Regions from separate parts of the Homo sapiens genome. Here all the other regions are linked to region 3. The links are chromatin contacts, found by Hi-C or POLR2A ChIA-PET in ENCODE. All regions are on one chromosome and are shown on one strand. The core of a region is the stretch at or near the end of the contact, and the rest is flanking DNA. Distances in the headings are between cores, read along the strand shown. Region 1 holds the start of ATP9B (ATPase phospholipid transporting 9B (putative)). Region 2 holds the start of ZNF407-AS1 (ZNF407 antisense RNA 1). Region 3 holds the start of ZNF236 (zinc finger protein 236). Region 4 holds the start of CTDP1-DT (CTDP1 divergent transcript).

Evidence for each region. A loop is a pair of places that touch in the nucleus more often than their neighbours do. ChIA-PET counts read pairs that join two places held with the same protein, here RNA polymerase II (POLR2A). Pooled maps may share reads with other maps.
Region 1: a loop to region 3 is called in a map of naive thymus-derived CD4-positive, alpha-beta T cell, with 21 times the contacts of the local background. The contact joins the promoter of ATP9B here to the promoter of ZNF236 in region 3. A Hi-C loop is called at or near these places in 1 of 168 maps with a recorded cell type or tissue (naive thymus-derived CD4-positive, alpha-beta T cell), 4 of 37 single-sample maps with no recorded cell type and 16 of 50 pooled maps. POLR2A ChIA-PET finds 5 or more read pairs at or near these places in 1 of 52 experiments (OCI-LY7).
Region 2: a loop to region 3 is called in a map of CD8-positive, alpha-beta T cell, with 15 times the contacts of the local background. The contact joins the promoter of ZNF407-AS1 here to the promoter of ZNF236 in region 3. A Hi-C loop is called at or near these places in 8 of 168 maps with a recorded cell type or tissue (CD8-positive, alpha-beta T cell, ascending aorta, chondrocyte and 3 more), 7 of 37 single-sample maps with no recorded cell type and 24 of 50 pooled maps.
Region 4: a map with no recorded cell type shows a loop between it and region 3 (28-fold over the local background). The contact joins the promoter of CTDP1-DT here to the promoter of ZNF236 in region 3. A Hi-C loop is called at or near these places in 1 of 168 maps with a recorded cell type or tissue (ovary), 3 of 37 single-sample maps with no recorded cell type and 9 of 50 pooled maps.

Annotation. Positions count from the first base shown.
Region 1 is chr18:79,066,847-79,070,802 of GRCh38, reverse strand. ATP9B (ATPase phospholipid transporting 9B (putative)) reads right to left here and starts at 1,409. Exons shown (of 30, transcript NM_198531.5): 1 at 1,274-1,409. The coding sequence starts at 1,392.
Region 2 is chr18:74,596,485-74,600,551 of GRCh38, reverse strand. ZNF407-AS1 (ZNF407 antisense RNA 1) reads left to right here and starts at 2,717. Exons shown (of 2, transcript NR_024484.1): 1 at 2,717-4,067. ZNF407 (zinc finger protein 407) reads right to left here and starts at 2,682. Exons shown (of 9, transcript NM_017757.3): 1 at 2,615-2,682. RefSeq lists enhancers at 1,687-1,906, 2,697-2,906 and a silencer at 2,297-2,596.
Region 3 is chr18:76,820,120-76,824,067 of GRCh38, reverse strand. ZNF236 (zinc finger protein 236) reads right to left here and starts at 1,511. Exons shown (of 31, transcript NM_001306089.2): 1 at 1,406-1,511. The coding sequence starts at 1,460. It overlaps ZNF236-DT (ZNF236 divergent transcript), which reads left to right and starts at 1,773. Exons shown (of 3, transcript NR_040024.1): 1 at 1,773-2,052. RefSeq lists silencers at 880-1,619, 1,740-1,929, 3,627-3,706 and enhancers at 2,000-2,109, 2,150-2,229.
Region 4 is chr18:79,678,361-79,681,968 of GRCh38, reverse strand. CTDP1-DT (CTDP1 divergent transcript) reads left to right here and starts at 2,224. Exons shown (of 5, transcript NR_136643.1): 1 at 2,224-2,575. CTDP1 (CTD phosphatase subunit 1) reads right to left here and starts at 2,166. Exons shown (of 13, transcript NM_004715.5): 1 at 1,708-2,166. The coding sequence starts at 2,021. RefSeq lists enhancers at 1-409, 2,025-2,533, 2,534-3,041.

The DNA of each region.
Region 1 (3,956 bases), core at 160-2,659, 2.2 Mb before region 3:
ATCTAATAAAGATTTTAGAGCAAAGAAAATTACCAGAGACAGAGGAACATTAACAATGAAAGGAACAATCCACCGAGATGACAAAAAATCTTGAATGTGCGTGCACCACATGACAGTGCTTCAAAGTACATGAGGCAAAAATGGATTCAATCTGTGATGGAAACCTATTTTGAAACAGGTGGCACATTTCCAACTAAAGAACTCCTAAAATTAAACAGATTTACTAACACAATTACTGTTATAGGTAACACCAGAACCCACTTCCAACCAAGCACTGAAAAAAGGGCACCTTACACATGTTCTACTGTAATCTCCAATAATCCCGTAAGAAAAAATATTATCCAGCATTTTACAGATGAGGAAACCATGGCTTGAGTTTAAATAAGTTACCCGAGAGTAAATCGCTAGTGGGTAAACACTCAAATCAGCGTTATAACATTCCAGTATGTACTTTGAGCTATATGTTAGTCTCTCAAATGGCCGAAAACAAAAATTATTCAAAAACTCAAATTCTGAAGCAACTACATATTGAGTGAAATTATGTTTTCGACAATTCCTCTGGAATAAAACTTCAAAAACTATAAGAAGCAACACTTTTTAAAATTTTCTTTTCTTTGAATGAGAAATGTTAAATATGAGCTAAATGCAATCTCGAGTATGAAAGGTCTGTACACTAATTCTACTGCTAACCTGTGACCCCACTAAACAAGTTAACCGTTCTCAATACCCCATTTCCCTTTCGTAAAAGCAAAATTACTTGTCGACAAAAAGCACTTTGTATATATATGTTTAAACAAAAAGTGTGCCTAGCAAAGATATCGAAATGTCGAAGAGAAGTCATTTCAATAAGAAGTGTGTTTTTAACAAAGCAATTAAAAGTTACATCCGTCACCTTCACAATTCACAGGGCTACAAGAACAAGTTTCGGAGACTCTGAAGTATCCGAGAAGTTAGCACTTTTGATCCCCGTTTACTTTAGGAGAGCAGCCACCCCTCAACACTGGACCGCGGTTCTCTGCTCCCGTTCTGGCTCCTACGCTCGGCCCAGGCGTCCCGGGGATGCAGCCGCTCGCCCCGGCAGCTGCCCGCGGCCCTCACCACCGGCGGACGCCACAGCTGCGGCGCGCTCAGAACGCCAAGGACTCCCGGCTCCCAGCGAACAGATGGGGCGCGCCGGTAGCGACCCCAGACCCGCCCGGCTCCGGGTTCCTGCGGTGGGCTGGGGGCCCCGGGGAGCGTCGGCGGGGAACGGGGCCAGTGCCGCCTCGGTTACCTGCTGTGCCGGTCGGCTCCCGGCCTGGGCCCCGCGGCGCTGTAGTAGGCCGCGCGTTTGCGGTTGGCTGCGGCCGCCGCTGCGCTACGCACCGGGTAAAGCGGGATCTGGTCCGCCATGTTCCGACCGCCCCTTTCCCGCCCCTCCCACTTTCCCCTCAATTCGCCACCTTTTCCCCGCCCTCTCCCCTCAGCGCCAACCCCGGCTGAGGCGCCGCCTGCGGGCCTTCCCCGCCTCCGCCAAGCGGCGAGGTCCGATGACGTAACGAGCGGCGGCGCGGAAGGTGTGGCGTCCCTAGGCCCCGCCCTCGTTTGGCGTCGGCGCACGATGACGTGCCCAGGGTGGCAAAAGCGCGGCGCAGGAGGCAGTGGAGTCCGGGCAATGACGTCACGAGTGGCTAAAGCTGGGACGGGGGGCGTCGCGTTCCGAGGCCCCGCCCCCGCCTCGTGACGGGCCCGATGACGTCACCGATCGGCGGGGCGGGGCGCGCGTGCGCCACAGGCTGGCCTTCCGGTAGCGCGCGAGGGCCTGCACGTGGGTCGTGGTTCGACCCGGCGCGCTCTGGTCCGCGGGTGGAAGGGCCTCGCAGCCGTCTCCTGGAAGCTCTGCCGGGGACACGCGTGGGCGCGCGCGGCCTCCTTAGCGGTCCAGAGCCTGCGCTGCCAGTAGTACGCGCGCCCCATGGCTGTGTGGGGCCCCACGCGCCCTCCTCGCCGCGCGGCTTCTTGCTTCCGCCCCGCGCTTCTCCAGCCTGCCTTCGGTGCCCGCTTCCTGCCCGCGCCCTTGGAACCGCTGGTGTCTGTGCGTTCACAGGCAGGGTCGTGCTACGTGGCCCGGGCCCCCAAAGCGCCGCGACTGCAGGCGCGCCCACCGCGCCGGGCTGAATTTCCGAGATGTTCTTGTCCTGCTTCCTCACTGCTGCTTCCTTCTTTCTCTGGTTCTGGGTCTTTAGCTTGATTCCACATCCCCCACCTCTAGGCCCACAGCCTGCTGAAAAGTCCTATAGGCGACTGTCAGAAACGAGGTTTACACCCTCAGTCTACACAAGAAAGCAAAACGATATTGAATAAACGAATACACGGCTTTGGTTGGGTTTGTTTCATTTCCTGTCCCGAGGACAGCTCCCTTCCACCTCCATCACCCGCTGCAGCTGGAAGCCGGCAAGCTGATGCACCGCTCACCTCACGTATTAATGGTTTACTCACTTTGTGTTTTTTTAAACAATGTTTTTCTGATATTCCATTTTCATGACATATAAATTTTGTCTATGTGTTTGAAACACTGTTCAACATGAACTTATAAATGCTTTTCTTTTCTGTTTTTTGGAGATGGGGTCTCTGTTACCCAGGCTGGAGTGTAATGTTTTGATCACGGCTCACTACATCTTCCACCTCTCAAGGTTCAGGTGATCTTCCCCCATCTGCATGTATTACTTTTTCATTATAAAAAATGGTCTTTATGAATATGAATATTCTTAATTTGTTGCTGCCACTCTGATTGCCAGTTTGCTTCTCAGCTGCTTTTCATGTAACCTGAATACATGCCACTCCACAGACACTAACTACTTTCAAAAGACGCCAATGGCCTCCTAATTGACAATGGCCTCACCCATTATTTCTCTACCTCACTCTCAGCCGCTGACACTGTTCACACCATCTCTCACCCACATTCAACAACTGATATTGATAACACCATCTCATTCTCACAGCACTGGCACTGTAACACCATCTCCTCACCCTCACTCAGTACCTGACAGTGATAACGCCGTCTCCTCACCCTCACTCAACTACTGACAGTGACAACAGCATCTTCTCACCCTCACTCAACTACTGACAGTGACAACACCATCTGACCCTCAGTCAACACCTGACAGTGACAACATCTTCTGACCCTCACTCAGCAACTGAAAGTGACAACAACATTTCTTCACCCTCACTCAACAACTGACAATGACAACACCTTCTCCTGACCCTCAACTACTGACAGGGACAACACCGTCTTCTCACCCTCACTCAATAACTGACAGCAACAACACCATCTCCTGACCCTCACTCAACTACTGACAGTAACACCATCATCTCCTGACCCTCACTCAACATCTGACAGTGACAGACCATCTCCTCTCTCTCACTCAACACCTGACAGTGATAACACCTTCTCCTCACCCTCACTCAACTTCCAACAGTGACAACAGCATCTCCTCACTGTCAGTCAACTACTGATAGTGACAACACCATCTCCTCACCCTCACTCAACACCTGAGAGTGACAACAGCATCTCCTCAGCCTCAGTCAACAACTGACAGTGTACCCTCACTCAACAACTGACAGTGACAACACCATCTCCTGACCCTCACTCAACTACTGACAGTGACAACACCGTCTCCTGTCTCCTTACCCTCACTCAACAACTGACAGTGACACCATCTCCTCACCCTCACTCAACACCTGACAGTGACAACAGCATCTCCTTACCCTCACTCAACACCTGAAAGTGACAACAGCATCTCAGCCTCATTCAAGAACTGACAGTGACAACATCTCCTCACCCTCACTCAACACCTGACAGTGACAACAGCATCTCCTCACCCTCACTCAACACCTGACAGTGACAACAGCATCTCCTCAGCCTCATTCAAGAACTGACAGTGACAACACCATCTCCTCAGCCTCACTCAACAGCT
Region 2 (4,067 bases), core at 1,468-3,967, 2.2 Mb after region 3:
TCTATTTAGTAGGACTCCTTTGAGGTGTGGGTCTTTGCGAGGGATAAAGACCATCTCTCTCCATCTCTCTGCTCCCTGACAACTACAGTGGCTTGGCAAAAAAGGTCACAAAGATGCAGGAGCAATAAGAGATTTTTCAGTGGTAGAAGAGAGTCAACAGTCCAGCAACAGAGGTGGCAGTTTCTCCAGTGGCAATGTCACCAGCAACAAAATTCTAGGCAGGCTATTTACGTGATATTGCCTTGGATGTGGCCCCAGCCAGCCAGCCTCTTTTGGTTGCTGCCTATTTTCTGAATCCAGTTCCCCAGCCTTCCCATCAATTCTGAAAGCCATCTATAGCCTTCCAATAAATTCCTTTTCTGCTTAAGTCAGCCAAGTCCATTGCCATGGTTGACAACCAAGAATCATGAATGGCACTGTGACACTCTGTGGGCAGGCCATCAGACTGCACTGCCAATGCGCATTTGCTTGTCTATATTCCCCACTATCTTGTTCATCATTTTACTCTAGTGCAATGGCTGGCACAAAGCAAGCATGCGGTAAATGTTTCCTGAATGCATTACTTAATTCCACTAGTCATCAGAGTTGGAAAGCAAGGAAAACGCTCAGTGGAGGACCACAGTGCATTCCTAAAAAACCAATCTCAACTACAGTCGAAAGAGTCACAACTATCAATTAGAAACATACAGCTTAATTTATTCGCCTATTCATAGATTTAGAAACTAGGCTTCTTCTCACTATCTGGGATACAAACCACCTTCTTAAAGGAGATGAGAAAGAGAAGAATCAAACTAGGAGAGTATATTTTATTAAGATTAGCGAGTTCTACTCTAATAAAACAAACCTAATCGGAATGAATGTTGGGGAAAATGTCCCTTCAACCAGGTGAATACCCACTAGTCCTTGAGACCTATCTCAAATCACATATCCTGCAAGAAGCTTTCACCACTCCCCACCATCAATCAGCCGTAACTTCCACTGTGCTCCCACATCTCTATTTTAGTAAGCAGAAAAAGGTATTATATATATTTATTTATGTGTCTATTCAACCAGATCTCAAAATCCTCTAGGGAAGTATATTACTATTTCCAACACCTAGAAGGGTGTTTGGCATAAAGCAAGAACCAGTGTTTTTGAAGTGGAGCCACTTTGCTCTGCTTAAAAGGTACCAATGGAACTGTCCTATTGTTTGCAACTTTTCTGTAAATCTTAATTTATTCCGAAATAAAGTTTAAAAAAAAATGCACCAGTAGCAACTGTGTTGTGAGCAATTATCACACCTGCCTTACATGTCACGCAAGAAGAAAGCTTTACCTTGTACCAGTAGCAGTAATTTTGTATATAGCAAAGTGAGTCTCAGTTTGTAAAAAGGGAATAATTCCTACTACACAAGATTGCTGTACTAAATGAAGCACAGTGAGTATGCCAAATGACATATAAGCTCTTCTTAATAAGGTTCTGATGAGTATATGTTAGGGCCCCTGTCTACAGTGTTCTAAATGGACCAGCACTTCACCACAAAACAGATACATACTACGACTAGGATGTCACCAGGCATAGACTGCAAAGCTGTAACTCAAATCACTATTAAGACTGTAATTACTTATAAAAGTATTCTACATGTGTGTCCACGGATGTGGGATGTCCTATTCCAAAACTCCCCAATGAAATAAATGGCTACTCAAAACCCAGCGCAACCGACAGAGGTCAGCGGCCACTGCACCCCGCCTCCACCAGCTTAAACTCCAGAAGGAGGCCAAGCACCCAGGGCGTGCTAGCTGGCTGGAAAGAGGTGAGCATCTACTGAGAAACCCACTGCTGCCCGCAGCGGTGTCAGGCAGCCGCGGGTCTCCCCGCAGTGGCGCAAAGCGAGCTGAAGTCGGGAATGGCTAGGACCCTTCGCTGCCACCGCGGTGCTTTCGGCCACCGCACTTGTGTGCCCTCCGCCCGCCCACACCAGCGTCGCTTAACGGAAGAAGGCGCGAGTAGCAGCGGCGCAGCCAGGGCACCTGGGGGTGACACGAGAGTGGGCGGGCGGTCCAGGGAGCCCCTGCTGGAAACCAGACGCTAAAGCTTGCAGCTGTGCAGCTAGGGGAGCATCTGTTTTCCACTTGAGAGCAACCCGGGCACGCGAGAACGGCCCGATTTCGGTGCAGGGGTGCGTCCCGAAGGAACGGGGGACTGTTTCTGCGCGGACAGGCGAACCCGGCAGGGGAAACCGAGGCCACGCTAGGTCCGCAGCCCCGAGGTGTCCACAAGAGCTCCGCTCGCGCAAGGGCGCGGAGCGAGGCTGCCCGCGGGACCGGCCTGCGGAGCGAGCGGGTGAGAGGGCAGGGCGGCAGCTGGGGCCTGGGGGAGGAGGGCGGCGAGGCAGCGTGAGCGAACGAGCGAGGGTGTGTGTCCGGGCGTGAGTCTGGGCGGGTGTCGGGAAGGAAGGCGACAGGGAGGGGCGGAGGCGGGGGGAGGGGGGAGGAGAAAGAGCGAAGGGCCCAGACGGGGCTCTGGGCGCCCAGCCGCCCGGCTTCGAGCCCTCAAGCCACCGCCCCCAGGCCCCGCGCTGACGCTGGACGGTCCCCGCCTCCAAACCCCCCGCCCCGGCCAGAGAATAACTTACCTGTTTGGCGACGGAATCGCTCCTGCTCGCCCCTCTGACTGACTCCTCCGGCTCACCGTCTTCCCTTTGGGAGGAAGAGGCGGGACATCCTGTTTCTCCGTCGAAGGACTTCCGGTGGCTTCCAAGGCGACTCCGTAGTGGATGCAGCGCCGGACGCCACAGCCGAAAAACAGAATCTTGGAACTGGTTTAGTACAATCCAGGTCGAGTTCCTTGTTTTTTATCCGAGTGGCCGGCAGGCCCATGTGCTGTCTTGTTTTTAACACATCAGCTCTTGCCGGAAGCCGCTAAGAGATAAAATAGGAAGTCCCACCCTTCCCTTAGAGAAGGAAAACGGAGAGCCGAAGGAGTCAATCTAAATTCGATGAGCGCGTCGGGCTCCAAGGCAGGCGCTGTCAGCCCGGGAGGGCTGTCTGGGATTTCTAGAGGGTCCCAGAACGGGTTCTTCCCAGGCCGATCCCGCCTGCTTCCTGCCCCGTCTCTCCACCCGCCTCCCGCCCTCTGTAAGGGACCCCGAGGGCGGCGCCGGAAACACGGAGAAGGCCCAGAACGGCGCGGGACCCGAGAGGCCTACGTTGGCAAACGCAGCCCGCTGCCCCTTTGCTCGCTTCCCCCGGGCCTGGAGTGGCTCCTGTCGCTTCTGGCGCTCCGATTTCGAGAAATGACTTTCAGCTGTGCAAGGCGAGAATGCTACTTTAGATGATGAGAAAAAATCTCTCGAATGGCTCCCAAAATGAGGTCCTTGTTTAAGAGGCCACAGGAAGCCGCTAGCCGAACTCTGATACCAAAGAGGAGGCCAAGAAGCGGACTGTGGCTTGGTGACCTGTTTGGTATTGCCAAATTTTCAGCTTTTATTAAAGCTGAAACACCTTGGCTGTTTAAAACGTTCGACAAGGACTTTTTTATGAACGTTAACGGCACAGCATACGGGTTTTTTGGAAAAAAAAAAAGGCAGGACTTCAGCCCGTCCGCCCCCTTGTGCAGGTCCATTCATGAACCTCGAGTTAGAGGCCTTTCTTCTGAAACTCAGAATCTAGTAGGGAAGACCTGTGTAGACGAATAAAAATAAATACATCACAGCTTGTTAAGTGCTGTGACAAAGAGGCAGTGAAATCCTGCTTGAGGTCATCTGCCTTGCTAAAGAGGTTTGACTATGTTGTAGGCACAGGGTTAGGGTTAGACTCTGTAATGGGAAGTTATGTGATCAGATTTCTGTTTAGGAAGATCACTGGCCAGGCGGGGTGGCTTACGCCTGTAATCCCAATACTTTGGGAGGCCGAGTCGGTGGATTGCTTGAGGCTAGGATTTTGAGACCAGCCTGGGGAAACCGCGTCTCTACTAAAAATTTGAAATTAGCCAGGCATGGTGGTGCGAGCCTGTAATTCCAGCTACTTGGAGGCTGAGGCGGGAGAATAGCTTGAACCCAGTGGCGGAGGCTGCAGTGAGCCGAGATT
Region 3 (3,948 bases), core at 262-2,761:
TCACTAAGCTAAACAGTTAAATAAAAATCAACGGCAGTCAAGGTATAACCCACCGACTCCCATAGGGAGTCCTAGGCGCCCACTCCCCCTTAGAACCCCCTTCAAAACCCTTTCCAAACGCGGAGCGCCGCTCCAGTTGCACGGGTGACCAGGACCAGGGACCAGGCCTGCAGGGGGAGACTCGCGTCCAAGGCCGCACGGGAACCACGGCGCCCGCGAGAAAAAGCGCGGCGCCCCCTACCCCACTGCCCTCGACCTGGGAACCGCGGCACCGGCGAGTGCGCCCCGATCCCCCTGCGCAGGAAAGTCCGTTCCTCAAGCTCCGGGCTGGGGCTTTGGAAGGCAAGTCAATTCCTGACTGCTGGAAGGGCCAGGGTCTGGGGGTGCCCGGTTGTGTGTCTGCCTGCTCTTAAATTCTGGGCCTTTCTCCTTCCTTGGAAAACAAAATCTGAGTTATTTCATGACTTTAGCAAAGTACCATGGAGAATAAATTACTGGGGAAAACACTTCCTGACGCCTACTGTGTGCACGATCTAGCGCTCCCCACATAACACTGATGCCTACTGTATGCACGACCCACAGCGCTCTCCAGAAGCTCCAGGTTCAAGCTACCCGGATCACAATGGTGCCTACTGTTTGCACGACCCACAGCGCTCTCCAGATGCCCAGGGTTCCAGCCCCCCGGATCACAATGGCGCCTACTGTATGCACTACCCACAGCGTCTGCAGAGGCTCAGGGTTCAAGTTCCCGGATCACAATGGCGCCTACTGTATGCACGCCCCACAGCGCGCCCCAGATAACACTGGAGCACACTGTGTGCACGACCCTGCGCTTCCCGGACAACGCTGGCGCCTACTGTGTGCACGACCCCGCGCTCCACGGCCTCCCTGTGGGCCGAGCCCAACGTCCCCGGGGCAGCCGGCGCCGCGCAGGGTCGGGCGGGGGCGCCGTCCGGGAGGAGCCCGGGGCGCGGTATCCGCAGGCCCGGGCTCTGGCCAGGCCGCCTCCCCAGCGCGCCCCGCGGCCCTCCGGCCCCGGGACGGAACACGGGGCGGCCACTTTCCCTCAAGTTCAGCGCGGGCCGCGGCAGGGCCAGCGGGGGCAGGGCGCGCGCAGGAGGCGGCCGCCTGCTCCCTCACCCGCCTCCCGCCTCCCGCCTCAGCCGCCGCCCGGCCCAGGAAAGTAGGCCCAGCGCGCGGAGGGGCCGGGCGGCGACTCGCCCGTATCATTCCGCCCGCGCTGCGGCCCGCCCGGCCAGTCGGCGGCGGCGGCGGCCCGGGTCTGCGCGGCCCCCGCCCCCGCCCCGCCGCTCCCGGCGCCCCCCGCGCCGCATCCGGGGACTGGCAGGGCGCGGGCCCCGCACCGGCCGCCGGCGGGGCGCGAGGGCGCGGCCGCGGGCCTTACCGGAGTCGCCGCGCGCCTTGCTCTCCCTGGGCTTCGGGGGGCGGCCCCGCGGCATCGTCGGCGGCCCGGCTCGCACCCACACCCACTCACACTCACACTCACACTCACACGCGGCGGCGGGGGCGCGCACGCGCGGGCACCGGGGCGGGGGCGCGCCCAGCCGGCGCTAGAGGCGGGCGGAGCTGCCCGGCGGCGGGCGGCCCGGTCCGAGCGCCGCCGGGCTCACGGGGGAAAGGCGCCTGAACGCGCGCACCGGAGCGCTCGAACCGCGCCGGCCTTGGCAGGTTCCATGGCCCGCGGGCCGCGGTGGGGGCGTTGGGCGCGGGCGCGGGCGCGGTGGGGGCGGGGGCGGCGGCGGGGCGCATGCGCGGCGCCGCGGGGCCTTAGCGGACGGAGGGGAGCGCGGGGGTCACCGGGCCGGGCCGGCAGCCCTAGAGCTCGGCCTGGCGGGGACCCTGGGCCAGCCCCGCGCCTCCGTGGCCCGGGCGTCTCGTGCGTGTCCGCGAACTCGCGTGCGCGCGTCACCTCGGACCGCAGCATGGCTCGGAGGGCGGCCCTACTCGCGCCGCCCTAGTGCTGCGAAGGGCCTCGGAGCCCAAACCCGGAACCGCCATCTGGGACTGGGAAGACGACATGGCCAGAAGCCGGTAATGTTCCTTTCCCTGGGGGCAGTGCATTAAAATGGACCATTTCACGTGTGCTGGTCTTGTGTGTTGTTGCCTGCGCTAACTTACACGAAGTGGCAACAGGAACAGGCAGCGCAGCACCCGAGCGCCGGGTGGAGAGGCCGGCCGAGCCCGGGGAAAGCGACCTTACTCTGTCACCTGGGCTGGAGTGCAGTGGCGCAAATTAAAGTGTGCAGTTTGATACATCTTGACACATGTATACACTGTGAAACCATCATCACAATCAACAGTGAAGATGTTCCTCCCGTCTCTCTGTAACCCTTTCCTCTCTCCCTCCTTCCCTCCTCCCCCTCCCACCCATCTGCTTTTTGTCACTATAGTTTGAATTTCCTGGAGTTTTTAAATATCTTTTTATACAGACTGGGTCTCGCTTGCTCTGTCACCCAGGCGGGAGTGCAGTGACACGATCGGGACCCACTGTAGCCTCAAACTCCTGCCCTTAAGCAATCCAACTGCTTCAGCCTCCCGAGTAGCTGAGACTGCAGGTGAGGACCGCCATGTCTAGCTTTTTGTTTTTTTTTAAACATATGGGGTCTCTCTGTGTTGCCCAGCCTGCTCTGGAACTCCTAGCTTCAATTGACCCTCTGCCTCAGCCTCCCAAAGTGTTGGGATTGCAGATGTGAGCCACTGTGCCCAACCTGTTTTTCTTGGTGTTTTATATAAATGGAATTGTATCGCACGTAATCTTTAGGGAAGTGGGGGCTGTTCATTGAGCATAATTATGTTGGAATTCATCTATATATTGATAAATATTTTAAGTGCTTTTTATTGCTGAGCGGTGTCTAGGAGTCATTCTTGCTTACCCTTTCCCACTGCAGCCTTCACTCAATCTCATCAAAGATCTAGCTCCAATATATAAACCAAATCCAAGCCATTCCCACGTATATTACCCCTGAGCCATGCTCTCTCACCTAGATTACAGATACAGCCTAGTACCTGGTCATCCTCCAATCAGTTTTGTCTACAGCCATGCGAGTCTTCTCTCTATGCCTTAAATAAGACAAATGTATTCCAGCTCTTTTGAATATTTCCAATTGTGAAATGTTCCTCTTTATTTCTAATAATGCTTGCTATTGTCAACTTTGCCTCATATGTAAATAACACCACCAGCTTTCTTTCCTGTGTGTACCTTTAGAGTTAAGTGAGTTTAAGAAGTGTGTGTGTGGCCGGGCGCGGTGGCTCACGCCTGTAATGCCAGCACTTTGAGAGGCCGAGGCGGGCGGATTACGAGGTCAGGAGATTGAGACCATCCTGGCTAACACGGTGAAACCCCATCCCTACTAAAAATACAAAAAAAAAAAAAAAAAAAACTTGGCCGGGCGTGGTGGCGGGCGTCTGTATTCCCAGCTACTCGGGAGGCTGAGGCAGGAGAATGGCGTGAACCCGGGAGGCGGAGCTTGCAGTGAGCCGAGATCCCGCCACTGCACTCCAGCCTGGGCGACAGAGCGAGACTCCGTCTCAAAAAAAGAAGTGTGTGTGTATGATGTTTGTTTGTTTGTTTGTTTTTAAGACAGGGTCAGGCTCTGTTGCCCCGGCTGGAATGCGGTGACGCTGTCTCTGCCTACTGCACTCTCTGCCTCCCCGGCTCAAGTGATCCTCCCACCTCAGCACCCCAAGTAGCTGGGACTGTAGGTGCTCACCACTATGCCTAGCTAATTTTTTGTGGACATGGGGTTTCACCATTTTGCCCAGGCTAGTGTCAATCTCCTGAGTTTACCTGGCTTCCCAAAGTGCTGAGATTACAGGCATGAGCCACCGGACCTGGCCAAGTATTTTTTTTTAAATCCAATTTGATAATCTTTATCTTGAATGAGAGTGGTGGCTCCCAAATTTGCTGCACTTTAGAATGATCTGGAA
Region 4 (3,608 bases), core at 975-3,474, 2.9 Mb before region 3:
GGAAATGCTGACGTCACACCACCACCACCACACTCCCCAGAACGCTCATAAAACCCATGTACACAAACCCACAGGAGTACACAGAAACGGGGAAGAAGCCACCTCAAATTCCAGGCAGCACCGTCTGTGGCTTTCTCTAAGGCAAGGATTTACCTGCCGCCCATGGACTGGAGGCAGAGAGATGAGCCTCCTGGAACCAGAGGGACACCTGGTGCCACACAGACGCTCCATCTGAGGAGAAATGATATCACATCAGTGTCTCAAAGGGCCCTGTGAGGTACCCCAAGATCTCAAACAGCACCTCCCTGTAAACACTACTGACTGCTGGGAACCCGTCATCAAGCTCATGACCTGGCTGGCTGACTGACTGATGCACTGGGTTGGTTTTATTCACTAGACTGACTGAACATGGAATTTCAATACTAACTTGCCACATAACCAAGTTACTCACCTGTCTAGGCCAAAGCAGCCCTTTCTGTACAATCAGAGGAACAGAATGAAACCTCAGTAGGGATCTTCCATCCTGGGGTTTTCTGTCCAGGGAATACACCAGCATTGGGATCTGCCTCCACAATCCTCCCAGGTACGGCCAGTGCCCACTGAGGAAGCCGTGAAGGCATTTTCTGGGAGGCAAGGCCCTGAACCTCCCAGCCCCACCCACCAGCACGCAGGGGGCAGGAGTGAGTGCCCGTGCCGAGGGTCAAGGACCCAGGCTCTGTCTCCAAAGGAAGCGGAGCCAGGACGTTCTGGGGCTGTGACGGGAAGACTCCTGTCCCAGTCCTCACTCTTGCGGAACCAGATGCAGAGAAGATCCTCAACAAACACAGGGTCAGGGCAAGCCAAAGGGACGAGGAGCCGCGGCTGCCGAGGAGGGAAGAGAGTGGCATCCCCAGAAGGAGCGGCACCTTTCCCAGAGGGAGCTCACGCCCGGCCCACTGCGGGCTGGAGTGTCCACCTCTCCCTGGAGTTTCTGTTCTCACAATCAAAACTACCAGAGCCAGGCGCACACGCGTGTCCACTTGCCCGCCCATCCCAGAACACAAGGGTAGATTCAAACATGGCTGGACACTTCGGTGCTACGGAAACATATCCCCTTCTGGGGTCAGAGCACAGCTACTGAGAGCTGTGGAGTCTGTCACAACGCCCACGTCACCCTGAAGCAGCCTGCGACAATGCCCACTGTGGTCAACCACGGGGCTACTGCCTTCGCTGCAGGCCTGGGTTCCGCCCGTTCCTTAGCCACGAAACAGAACTGCACCAGGTTTTACAACTGCGTTTCACAAAGTTTACAAAAATTTAAAGATGTGCACACACCCAACAGTTTATATTTCAATAACAGGTCTGGAGCCTGCCTGATGACTCTTGTGCTCACAGCCACCCATGAGTTTTCCTAAGTCACAAAGGTGGAGCTAAAGGAAGGGGCGGGGACTATCACTGCAGAAAGAAAGAAACAAACATAGCTTTTCCAAACAGTAACTTCGTGTCGCTACGCAGGACCCTTTCCTTTTATCTCAAAATGCTCCCCGTTGGTAAAACCACAGGTGGTGACTATCCAGTTTTAGGGGAGAAGCGCAGTGCCTGCGTCCCGCTTTATCGCTCCCTCACCAGGGGCGCCCCTGCCCACCGCGGACGCAGCAGCCCGGGGGTCCTCCAGGATCCCTCCCCGGAGCCGCCCGCCCTCGGCCCCGCCCGGCTCAGCACACTCACCCTGGGGCGACCACCTGGCCCGGCTGCGCGCACAGCTCCCGCACCACGCCCGCGCGCTCCGACCTCAGCCTGCGTTCCGGCCGCGCGGGGCGCACGCAGCCCCCGGAGGCTACACGGGACTGAGAGGCCCCGGAGGACTGCGCGGAGGCGGCGGCCTCGAACACGGCCAGCACCGAGCCGATGCGCACGGCCGCGCCCGCCGCCACCCTCCACTCCAGCAGGCGCAGCGGCGCGGGCCCCGGGCAGCGCACCTCGGCCACAGCCGCCGTCGGGGCGCCCTCGGCAGGAACGCGACCCGCGGCCGGCACCTCCATCGCGGACAGAGGGCGGGCGGGCGGTCGGTACGGGGCCTGCGCTGCGCTCAGAGCGCAGCGCCTACCGCGGCGACACAACCCAGGCGGCGACGCTGTAGTTCCTCTCGGTACCGGCTTCCACCCGTCGCCTAGCCCGCGCCGACTTCCTGGAGGGCGCGTGACGTCACGCAAGGGCGCCGCGTACGTGCGTACGTGCGCGTGTAAATACGAGCGCCGCGCGGGGCCGGAGCCGGCTCCGTCCTGGGACCAACCCTGCGTGCCGGCCGTGAAGAACTGCGTTCCTGAGCCCTACCTACTTTTCCTCGGAGCGCCGGCACCGTGGAGCAGCGGCATGCAACGCGGGCCGCTGTCGCCCAGTCCCAGTGACGGTCTTGGCGCGCTCGGAACTACGTATCCCGGCGTGCACCGCGGACAGAGCATGGCGGGACTACGAGTCCCAGCGTTCAACGCAGGCCTGCGTGCCATTACCCCATCACGCGCTGAGACCCAGCATCCCGAGACTACGAGTTCCGGCATGCACCGCGAGCCGCTCTCCTCCACTCCCATCGCGCACTGTGAGTCGCAACGTCGCGGGACTACGGGTCCCGGCATGCCTTGCGCGCCGCGGGCCCAGAGACGTGAGGCTGTCGGCGTCCTGGTGGCCCCGCCTCGTGTCCCCCCCCGGACCCCACGCCGCGGGAGCTTGGGGGTTGCGGTCTTCTCTTCCTCCGACCTCACCTTCGATGCGGAAGCGCAGGGGCAGGTGCGCCGCCCTCGGCCCGCGCAGGCGGTGGGCCCGTCTGGGGCAAGGCGCCCGGAAGCGCCTGGTTGGTTCAGAAAATCGGACCGCAGCGGGAGGGCGGGCACCGGCGCGTGGTCTCAGTGGCCCCAGGCGAACCCTGATGAGCAGCAGCCGCAAGTGGCTTACTAAAGGAGCCACTTTCTACGTTTGTCTGGAATTTACGTGAATTAAGCTGGCGGGCGGGCGGCCAGGCCTGTAGTCTCAGCACTTTGGGAGGCTCAGCACTTCGGGAGGCTGTGGCGGGCGGATCACCTGAGCCTGGGAGTTGGAGACCAGCCTGCGCAACGTAGCAAGACCCTATCTCTAAAACAGATTCATTAATACTTAGCCAGGCGCGGTGGCTGAGGTCCCAGCTACTCGGCAGGCCCAGGCTGGCCTGAGCCAGACCGCTCTGGACTGTTTTAATTTTTTCAGCCTTAATACCTGCCAGAATTTTTTTTTTACTATGTATCTTTGTCCTTACGTATATAAATTTTATATACAATTGAGATTATCCTGTATTTGCTTTTCCCCCCTCACTTTTATATGGTGACTTTTCTCATGTTAGGCTGAATACTAACATTTTGGAAACTGTCGGCCTGAAAACGAGCGGAGACACAGTTTCTCTAAGTAGAGAGTTTATTTGGGCCACACTTGAGCACAAATTCAAGGCGCCCTGAATGTGTACTCCGATTAGCAGTTAACAGTGGATTTTAAAGGCAAAAAAGGGGGCCAGGGAGTGGACTAATAGGAACTTGTTTGTGAGGAATTCTCACTGGTTTACAGAAATAACATTGATTAGTGACTGACTATATGTTGTTCAGCTA